Linked DNA regions of Homo sapiens: regions 1 and 3 are each linked to region 2. The links are chromatin contacts, found by Hi-C or POLR2A ChIA-PET in ENCODE. All regions are on one chromosome and are shown on one strand. The core of a region is the stretch at or near the end of the contact, and the rest is flanking DNA. Distances in the headings are between cores, read along the strand shown.

Evidence for each region. A loop is a pair of places that touch in the nucleus more often than their neighbours do. ChIA-PET counts read pairs that join two places held with the same protein, here RNA polymerase II (POLR2A). Pooled maps may share reads with other maps.
Region 1: a map with no recorded cell type shows a loop between it and region 2 (5-fold over the local background). The contact joins the promoter of RHPN2 here to the promoter of PEPD in region 2. A Hi-C loop is called at or near these places in 1 of 37 single-sample maps with no recorded cell type and 1 of 50 pooled maps. POLR2A ChIA-PET finds 5 or more read pairs at or near these places in 1 of 52 experiments (PC-3).
Region 3: a loop to region 2 is called in a pooled map, with 4 times the contacts of the local background. The contact joins the enhancer-like site here to the promoter of PEPD in region 2. A Hi-C loop is called at or near these places in 8 of 168 maps with a recorded cell type or tissue (B cell, CD4-positive, alpha-beta T cell, CD4-positive, alpha-beta memory T cell and 5 more), 10 of 37 single-sample maps with no recorded cell type and 22 of 50 pooled maps. POLR2A ChIA-PET finds 5 or more read pairs at or near these places in 6 of 52 experiments (A549, CD4-positive, alpha-beta memory T cell, GM10248 and 3 more).

What each region holds. Positions count from the first base shown.
Region 1 is chr19:33,063,045-33,066,163 of GRCh38, reverse strand. RHPN2 (rhophilin Rho GTPase binding protein 2) reads left to right here and starts at 1,276. Exons shown (of 15, transcript NM_033103.5): 1 at 1,276-1,380. The coding sequence starts at 1,312. RefSeq lists enhancers at 242-741, 1,954-2,582 and silencers at 889-1,388, 1,449-1,668.
Region 2 is chr19:33,520,181-33,523,716 of GRCh38, reverse strand. PEPD (peptidase D) reads left to right here and starts at 1,926. Exons shown (of 15, transcript NM_000285.4): 1 at 1,926-1,973. The coding sequence starts at 1,957. It overlaps LOC105372370 (a long non-coding RNA gene), which reads right to left and starts at 1,783. Exons shown (of 3, transcript XR_935918.3): 1 at 1,703-1,783; 2 at 221-296. RefSeq lists enhancers at 699-1,661, 1,662-2,625 and a silencer at 1,717-1,916.
Region 3 is chr19:33,158,498-33,161,885 of GRCh38, reverse strand. WDR88 (WD repeat domain 88) reads right to left here. Exons shown (of 11, transcript NM_173479.4): 8 at 1,390-1,472. LOC124904691 (a long non-coding RNA gene) reads left to right here. Exons shown (of 2, transcript XR_007067228.1): 2 at 1,231-2,115. Among named protein-coding and RNA genes, the nearest start is that of TRT-AGT1-3, 17 kb to the left of the region's middle. RefSeq lists a cis regulatory region at 545 and enhancers at 461-630, 974-1,383. Within about 2 kb of position 1,250, at least 4 of the 41 ENCODE cell types and tissues checked have a DNase peak (open chromatin) inside an H3K27ac peak, as active enhancers do; they include CD4-positive, alpha-beta T cell and CD8-positive, alpha-beta T cell, where a contact is called at or near this core.

The DNA of each region.
Region 1 (3,119 bases), core at 27-2,526, 460 kb after region 2:
ACTTCAGCCTGGGCGACAGAGCGAGACGAGTGAGGATCACTTAAGGTCGGGAGTTCGAGGCCAGCCTTGATATCATGGTGAGACCCCGCATCTATTTAAAAACAAAACAAAACAAAACAAAACAAAAGCTGTAATCCCAGCACTTTGGGAGGCAGGCCGAGGTGGGCAGATCACAAGGTCAGGAGTTCAAGACAAGCCTAGCCAACAAGGTGAAACTGTCTCTACTGAAGATTAGCTGGGTGTGGTGGTGGACGCCTGTAGTCTCAGCTACTCGGGAGGCTGAGGCAGGAGAATCGCTTGAACCCGGGAGGCGGAAGTTGCAGTGAGCCGAGATCGCGCCATTGCACTCCAGCCTGGGCGACAGGGCGAGACTCCGTCTCAAATAAAAAAATAAAAAAAATAAATAAAAAGGCCGGGCGCGTTGGCCCGCGCCTGCAGCCCCTGCTACTTGGGAGGCTGAGGCTGGAGCATCGCTTGATCCTGGGAGGTCGAGGCTGCAAAGAGTCGAGATCGCAACACTGCTCTCCAGCCTGGGCGACAGAGCGAGGTCCCATCTCTTAAAAAAAAGAACTGTGCTCAAGGACATCTGCCGTGTCTGGGGCGCAAAACCCCTCCTGGTCCCCTCTCTCAGGGCAGTCCGCGAGCCCAGCGGATCCCACTCGTCTTTGCAGCGCGGACAGGGAATCGGCTGAGTTGATCCCATGCCAACAAGCCCGAGTAGTCCGGGCAAGGCGCTCGGCGGGGCAGTCAACGCTCCCTCCGCCATGGGCTCCCCTCTTGGGAAAAGCTTTTCCAAACCGCCGGGCCCAGGGCCCAGAGCTCCCGCCGCGCCCTCGACGTGGCGTCGAGTCTGGCCCCTTCCCCCGCGGCGCACGGGCTTCACCCAGGAGGGACGCGCCTGGATCCACGCCTTCCTCACTGACTCCCCGGGCTCCAGGGCAGGGTGCAGGTCCACAGCCAGGGCTTCGCTGCGGCCCCTGAGACCCCAGTGCCTTTCCTGCGCTCTCGCGGCACTCGCAAAGTTGAGTCAGCCACGACGCCCACAGACAACCCCGAGGCGCCGCGCCCAGGGCGCAGCTCTCCGGGTGACGAGCGCCTCAAGGGGCGCGGGTTCGGGGCCCGCGACGGGGCGGGGCGCGTCTCCAGGGCTCCAGTGCTCGGCCTCAGGCGGGGCTAGAAGGGCCGCGGGACGGGGTGGGAGTGGAGGGGCGGGGAAGGGCGGGGACAGGGGCGGGGCCGCACGTCCTCTCGGGCCAGCCTCAGCCGCCGCGCCTCAGTCCGCCGTCCGCCCTCCGCGCCCGCGCCGCTAGCATGACCGACGCGCTGTTGCCCGCGGCCCCCCAGCCGCTGGAGAAGGAGAACGACGGCTACTTTCGGAAGGTGGGCGGCTTCGGGCGGGCGGGCGGGGACCTGCGGGCTCCAGACCTCCTTTCCCCCGGGCCCTGCAGGGGCCGTGGGAGCGCGCAGTCGGGGTCCACTAGGCCGGGAGGGGGAGGGGGCGCACTGGGCCGGCGCTGGCCGGACGGAGGCTGGCGGGGAGGAGTGGGGGCGGCGATGTCCCCGGCGTCCCGGGCAGGTGGCATCCGGGACTGGGCGGGGAGTAGGGGAGGCGCATGTGGCCGCTCCGCGCAGGTGCGGGCGGAGGACCTGGAGGGGTGCTTGGGTCTCCCCCCTCCCACCCCCCGCCACCCCTCGCTTGCGATCCCTGGTGCCTGGGGAAAGGACCCGTTCCTGGCTGCGCTGGCGCCCTTGGCCTCTGGGCGCGTTGCAAGAGCGCTTGGTGGGAGCGCGGGTGGAGACAGACCATCCCAGGCGTGTTGGCGGTCTCATATTTATTTTAGGCGCTCTGTCGCCCAGGCTGGAGTAGAGTGGCGCGATTATAGCTCACTGCAGCCTCGACTTCCTGGCCTCCAGCGATCCTCCCGCCCCAGCCTCCCGAGTAACTGGGACTGCAGGCGCGCCACCTCGCCACGCTAATTTTTTGTAGAACTGGGGTATCGCTGTGTTGCCCAGACTGGTCGCGAACTCTTGGGCTCAAGGGATCCTCCCGCCCCGGTCTCTCAAAGTGCTGGGATTACAGGCGTGAGCCACTGCGCCCGGCCGGCGGTCTCTTTTTGCCTCCAAAATGCTTCCAAAGTCCGCCTGTGGGACTTTTCAGGGAGCAGGGGAGAGCTGCTGGTGGGAGGGAGCCTCCGGCGTTGCACCCTCCTCCGCTCCGGGTCGTCCAGGAGGGCGTGAGCACCGCAGGTGAGGCCCACGGTCTTGTGCGTCTCACTGTGTGCCAAAGCGGATTTGTCTTGTTGTCCGGGAGACTTGGCGGGGGCTGGCGGCGGGCGGCGGGCGGCGGGCGGCGGGTGGCGGGTGCCGGCCTCGCAGGTTCTTGGCATGTCCAGGAGCTCTTGGGCCCAGAAGATAACAGTCAGGGAGCTCAGTCCCTCAAAAGCGACCCCAGCCTGTGGAGCAGGGGCCCTGGGATACCCGCAGGCGGCAGGGCCTGGGCTACAAAGATGCTTTGGAGCCGGGAGTCATGGTGATGCCTTCCAAGCCTTCCTCCCTCTAGGTCCTGAGCAAGTCTAAAAATAGCTTTTGGCCCTTGGCCAGGGATCACTGAGAGGGTGGAGAGATTGTTGTTGATTTTCGTTTTTATAATAGATACGACAGTGCATAATTATAAATAGGGAAGTGAAACTTTCCCATAAACGAATCAATTCTTAATTGTTCAAAGCCTTAGGATCCAGTTCTTAAATGGTCTTGGCATCTTCCTCCTTCTCCCAGGTGACACAGAGAGACTGTGGGCTTTGCTCACTGGTGAGGAGCCCTGGGCAGGACAGTGTGGGGCAGAGTGGGAAAACTTCTTTTTTGTGAAGTTGCTTTTAGCATTAAAAAAAAAAAAAGTAGTTTTGAGGTATATTTAAGTTTAAAGATGTCATCATGGAATTACAGGATTATAACTTCTAATTATGTGTGGCGTTTGGGACAGAGGATCACAGGCCATGGAATTGCAGGAGGAGGCCTGGCCTGGGAATTCCTATGTCTGTCCTCGGGCCCCGGGGCCTGACTGCCACTCCCACAAAATTGCTGTGTGGCCTCCCGCAAGTTGCTGCCTCTTTCTGGGACAT
Region 2 (3,536 bases), core at 677-3,176:
GGTGGGAGGCAGGTGCAATGAATGAGCTGGGGGGTATGTTTTCCTTCCTTGAAGGCGCATGGAAAGCTCATTCTGCTCACCCTTTGTTATTATGTATTTTTTAAAGCGCCACTTACTAGGGAGTTGAGTTTCTTAAGCTGAAGGCGGACCTACTGCTTAACTAGGGGTGTTAGAAGTTCTCAGGGGCCCCTAGGCCAGGCAGTGGGGTGTGAATCCTTACCTCTGTTCTTCTTCCTGGAAACTGGCAAGAGGGTGGAGAGAGCTCCTCTTGGACCTTGCCTGGAGGTCAGGGACCCCTGCAAATTGTCCATGTGTTGTGGGAAGGGGTAGAAGGGATGAGGCCCCCCCTCTTCCATTAGCTCTCGTTTTCCTTATCTGGGACCGGGAGGTGGGAGGGGCTGTCTGGAGGGGCCACATTCCTCCTGGCAGCTTTGGTCTCTGGCTGTGCCTGCAGGTTTGAGTGTAAAACCCTCTAGCAGCCCTGTGAGGTGGCCCCATTAGCTCTCTCCTGACAGATGAGGACAGCAGGGATGGTACTGGGCTTCCAGGTAACTGTGCCACGTGCCCTTCACTACCCTGCTTATGGCTGGCTCCCTTGCTCCTATTTAAGGGGCCTATTCTCCTCCCTGCTTCATGGGGACAAACAGAAGCTGCTTCTCCAGTCATAGCCCCTGGCTCCCACCAGCCTGGCCATGGTGACCCACATCCTTGTTTCGATAAAGAAACAAGAAGCATCCCCCAACCCACAACCTTTGATCAGAAGCCACTTCCAGCTGTGGGACAGCTGCAGGGTGGGGTCAGGAGCCCCACACGCCTATCCTGGGCCACCCATCCACCTGTCCACACACATCTGTACACCACACACATCTGTACACCCTTGGCGCCAGGGACGCCCTCCCCCAACAGTGTGGGGCCCCCTTCCTTCACAGGGGCAGTGAGGTCACTCCTCAGGGTATGGCTTCATGAGCTCAGCCTCTGTGTGAGCACTCTCTGGCCTCAGTTTCCTCATCTGTATAATAGACTTAAAGATAGTCTCGACCTCATAGGGCTGTGGTGAGGTTTCTATGAGCTCACATGTGCAACGCATTTGGGCCGTGCTTGTAATGCCCTGACTCTGTTGGCAGTAGGGAGGGCAGCGTCTGCTGCAGGGTCCCTACACCTTCTCTGCAGGACTCTGCACCCAGTACCAGTGCCCAGTGGGGCAGAGGAGTAAGCCTTCTGGCAGACTCTCCCTCCTAAACCCTTCTCGGCTGTGCCCACTTCTCGCCTGCCCTCCTCCCTGGCTTCCCTTCCTCCAGCTTCTCCATTCTGCAGCCCAGGAAACCTAGAAAAGATCCTACCAGACTTAACTCATAGGCCCCACAGTGGAGGCCCCGCAGGGTCTGGCCCTTGCTTCCCTTAGGCTGCCCCTCTCTCGCGCACATTCTCCTGGACGCTGCACATTTAGAGTCCTCCAGTTGCCCCACGGCCTTTGCTCAAGCCCTTTCCCTTCTTAAACAAAAATCGCCACCTCTGCCCCGACCCTAGCCTGGGTCAGTCTCCCTCCTCTCCTCCCACGTGGTTTCTTTATTCCTATGTGTTCTTCTCCCGGGTGGGCTGGTACGCCAGATCGGGGACTGAACCAGAATCAAGATGTCCTCTGCTTCAGGACCTCCCTCCCACCACGAAAAGGCTGCAGATGCTGCCCGCTAACCCGACCTACTGTCTGCAGCCGGCAGCCCGCTCATTTATCCTGGCCGAGCTCTTGGGCCCCCAATCTCCGGGAGCCCCGCCCCATCGGGGCTCCGCCCTTCCCCAGGTACCGCCCCTTCCCGTCCCGTGGAATTTGGCTCTGGAGGAGGTGGGTCAAGGACTCCATGCCCCGCCCCCTGCCCCGCCCTTACCCCGCCCCATGCATTGGCACCCGGAGGGGCTCAGCTGACGCCGCACTTCACGTGACGCCGGTGCCGGGCGAACATGGCGGCGGCCACCGGGTGAGTGCTGCGCCTCCCTCGCTCTTTCCCGCTGGCGTGGAGAGGGGCATGGGTGTCCCGGCCGGACCGCGGGTGAGAGCGTCAGCCGGGGTCGCTGAATGCCGCGGGTAGGCGCCTCTTCCCGTTGGCCCGGAGTCCCAGCGCCGGTCGGCGAGCTGCACGCTCCGAGTCAGGGTCAGCGCGGGGGCCGCAGCTCCTCTCCACCCTCCTGGCTGGCTCCGGCCCCACCTGCCCGCGTCTGGCGGCCCCACCGTGTGCGGCTGCGGTGGGGGCTGGGGTCGACACGCATGTTCGCTGCCAAGACCCCCGGGTAGGAGGGCGGCGTTGCGAGGACCCCAGGGACCCGGGCGCTTCCCGGAGGAGGCGGTATTCGAGACGGACTTGGAATTCCCTTTTCCCAGCAGGGCACTTCCCCATTTCTTTCAGGGGCCAAATGTCACCCCCTCAGGGAATCCTTCTCTAACCATCTATCCCACTTTTTGTGCCCTCATCATCACCTGATAAACTATATAGAGCATTGTTTGTACTTGTTCTTTATCTTCTCTGCATTTAGAGTGCAAGGGCAGGTATGTTACCTGCTTCTCAGTAGCCCGGTGCCTTGCACACAGTAGGTGCTCCATACTGGGCTAAATGAAAGAAAGCTGAGTGGTCGTAGTGGGAGGAAGGGTGGACAGATGGGTTCACCAGAGCGTTGGGCGGAATCTCCCAGATAGGGAGCATCTGAGCCCAGGGTAAGGGACAAAGGTTGAGAGTTCAGAGTGTTCTGGGGACAGGGGTGCATGCCTGGGGCTGGTTGGAAGGTGTGGTGTTCCAGGTGGCGGCTTCAGACTTTGCCCTGATGGGCTGGAAGGGTTTTGTTACAAGCTGCTTGATCTGTTTTTTAAAGATTAGGCTCCCCTGAGCTATGTGTGAGTTCAATGGGAGAAGGTGTGGGTCTGGTGGTACAGTGGGGTAGAGGGGGCATGGTGTAGGAGGGAGCAGTATTCCAGATGCCAGGTTGGAAACTGAGGTCAGAATGGGGGATCTAGTGGACTGAATGCATCTCTCTTTTTAAGATACAGGGAAAATGGCAACAGAAAGTGGGTTCTAAGTTGGCCCCCAAGGTTGAGGGAGCTTAGAGCATACAAATCAAATATTTTGTGGGCACCTGCTATATTCCAGGAATAGCAGTGGGTCTTCCCTTAAGGTACTCACAGGCCACTGGAACAGATGGACACATGGGACTCTGTCATCCATCTGCTTGCCGTGTGGTCTTGCCATTTGCAAAGGAGGGGCATGGACTCTGAGCTCAGATAAAGTGTGGGAAGGCTTCACTTCCTGGGTGACTTTTGTGCTAGTCCTTCAGCAATGAGACTCCCTTCAGGTAGAGAACAGTGCAGACAAAGTCTCAGATGGGTGTCAAGGAACTCAGGGTCAGATCCTTGAATCCAGCCTGTGACCCTTTTAAAGGGTAGACTGAGCAGGCTGGTGCCCAGCTGTGGGTGTGCTGTCTCTCTGGTTAGGCTGGCTCGGTGCTCACAGGGAGTGCCAGGGGTTGCATTTGGGTTCAGGATTCCAAGCTGG
Region 3 (3,388 bases), core at 1-2,500, 360 kb after region 2:
TCTAGAGATTCTTATGCCTCAGCCTCCCAAGTAGCTGGGACTACAGGTGGGCATGACCACACCTGGCTAATTTTTGTATTTTTAGTAGAGATGGTGTTTCACTATGTTGGCCAGGCTGGTCTCGAACTCCTGACCTCCAATGATCCTCCAGCCTCAGCCTCCCAAAGTGCTGGGATTACAGGCATGAGCCACTGTGCCTAGATGACAGAGGGACTTTAAGCACAGAGAGGTTTAACATTCCATTTTAATCCGTTTATTTGCTGTGAGGAAACTCGCTTTGTCTCCCCAAGTCCTAGGAGAAGACAGCTCAGATAGACCAGCCCCAGGGACCTGAATATGGGCTGCTCAAGGACACATGTCTACTTTGTGTCCCTGGGAACAGAAAGACCAAGAATCAGGGATGCACGCATTCACAGCCAAAGGTGACAGTGAGATCGTGAAACCAGGGAGTATGCAGAAATCCTGGGGTGTGGGGCCCCTTGGGGGAACAGGGGCACAGCATGAGGCAATTGTGGGTTCTTGCTGTGTTGGATAACACATCCCCGTATCATAGAGCCACTCTGAGTTGGGGCTCCTCTCATCCTCTCACTTGTAGCCCAGAGCATTCAGTTGACATCCCCATTTTGGAACCCCAAGCTTTCTGTGCATGCCTCACTAGGGCATGCGTCTCTCTTCAAGGTAATTTCTGTTTTTTGTTTTGTTTTGTTTTGTTAGAGACAGAATCTCAGTCTATCGCCCAGGCTGGAGTGCAGTGGCACAATCTTGGCCCAGTGCAACCTCCGCCTCCCGGGTTCAAGCGATCCTCCCACCTCAGCCTCCCAAGTAGCTGGGACTACAGGTTTGCACCACCACACCCGGCTGATTTTTGTATTTTTAGTAGAGACGGGGGTTTCACCATGTTGGCCAGGCTGGTCTCAAACTCCTGACCTCAGGTGATCCGCCCACCTCAGCCTCCCAAAGTACTGGGATTACAGGAGTGAGCCACAGTGCCCAGGCCTGCACAGTAACTTCTGCTGTTCTTAGACACTCCCACCTCAGGGTTTTTGCATCAGCTGTTCCATCTGCCTGGACTGCCCTTCTTCTTCAAGATCCCCACTTATGTAGTCCTTTCTGTTCTCAGCTCAAACACCTCCTTCTCCAGGAAGCTCTGCCCATGCAATGTGGATGGGTCCCCCGCCTCTGTCCCCATCATGTCACCCTGTTGTGGTTTCTCCATTTCACTCCTCACAGTCGGTGGTGTGTTTGCTGGCTTCCTGTCTGTCCTTCATCAGCCCACAGAGGCATCAAGGCCTGTGTCACTCACAGCTGTGTCCCCAGCAACCAGCATTGAGCACAGGAAGGACTCGGGAGGGAAGTTCAGATCCTCAATCTCATGCTGGCCACATGTACCTTCAAAGAGAGCTTCCGGTAGCCTTCTGCTACATCCCAAATAGCCACAGTCCTATCAAACCCTCCAGAAATGAGAAAAGAGCCTGCAACAGAAAATGAAAGGGTGGAGATGGGGGTCAACTTTCCAAGCCAAGTGAGCCCAAAGCCAGCTGAAGATGCCTTGGCGAGGCACCACCTCATCTCACTCTGACAACACTGAAACCCCTTCCTGGAGTGGCTCCACGACCCCAAGCCAATTACAGCTGATTCTTATCATTTACAGTAGTCATGTTCTATGACAGGGGTCCCCAGTCCCTGGGCCACAGACTGGTACCAATCCATGGCCTGTTGGGAACCAGGCCACCCAGCAGACAGTGAGTGGTAGGCAAGCAAGCCAAAGCTTCATCTGTATTTACAGCCACTCCCCATCGCTCGTATTACCACCTGAGCTCGGCCTCCTGTCAGATCAGCTGCAGCATTCGATTCTCACGGGAGCATGAACCCTATTGTGAACTGCGGATGCGAGGGATTAGGTTGTGCACTCTTTATGAGAATCTAATGCCTGATGATCTGTCACTGTCTCCCATCACCCCCAGATGGGACCATCTAGTTGCAGGAAAACAAGCTCAGGGCTCCCACTGATTCTACATGATGCTGACTTGTATAATTATTTCACTATATATTACAATGTAATAATAATAAAAATAAAGGGCACAATAAATGTAATACACTTGGGTCATCCCGAAACCATCCTCCACAGCTCCCATTTGTGGAAAAGTTGTCTTCCATGAAACCTGTCCCTGGCGCCAGAAAGGTTGGGGGCCTCTGCAGTTTTTGCAGACACTGAATTAGTGAATACTGAACCATCGCTCCTAGGGGAAATACAGGGTCAGTTTCCTGCGAGCTCTGGTCACATTCTCATCAGTTGATCAGTACGTAACTTTGTTTTATGTGTGTTTCTGTTTAAAGACACCTTATTGCATATATACTGTTGATTTGTTTACATTGAACTCACAACCAACAGCTGTAACTCATGCCTGAATGGATGCATGCATTTTCCCCATCATAGCACTCTCGCGCTTAGGAACGGCAAACAGCACTTCGGCACTGTGGTTAGGGATCATTTTATTTGTTATTTATTTATTTATTTATTTATTTATTTATTTATTTATTTATTTATTTTTAGAGATAAGGTCTTGCTCTGTCACCCAGGCTAGAGTGCAGTGATGCAATCAGCTCACAGCAGCTTCAAACTCCTGGTCTCAAGCAATCCTCCCACTTCAGTTACCAAGTAGCTGGGACTACAAGCAGGTGCCAGCACACCTGGCTAAATTTTTTTTTTTTGTTTTGGTAGAGATGGGGTCTCACTATGTTGCCCAGGCTGATCTCAAACTCCTGGGTTCAAGCAATACTCCCGCCTCAGCACCCCCCCAGCACTGAAATTAAAGCTGTGAGCCACCACACACGGCCAAGGGAGCCATTTTACACAGCAAAATCACTAACAAAAAGCAAAAGAAAGCCCAGGTGTGGTGGCTCACGTCTGTAATCCCAGCACTTTGGGAGGCTGAGGCAGGCAGATCACATGAGGACAGGAGTTCAAGACCAGCCTGGACAACATGGCGAAACCCCATCTCTACCAAAAATACAAAAATTAGCCAGGCATGGTAGTGCGCACCTGTAATCCAAGCTACTTGGAAGGCTGAAGCAGGAGAATCGCTTGAACCCAGGAGGCAGAGGTTGCAGTGAGCCAAGATCGCGCAACTGCGCTCCAGCCTGGGCAACAGAGGGAGCAAAACAAACAAACAACAACAAAAAAAAATGGTGGCACTAAATAGACCACAAAAAGGACATTTTACCACGTGGGAGGTGAAACAAGAAGGCAGAGTGTTGCCTTGTCCAACCTCAGCTGGGAGGTGACTTAGATTTTTTGCTGCTCTTCACATCTGTGAGTGACCTTGAAAGTGCCATGAATGTTGACTTTAGGTTTACAAATAAATATCAGCAAGTAGGTGACTTCACA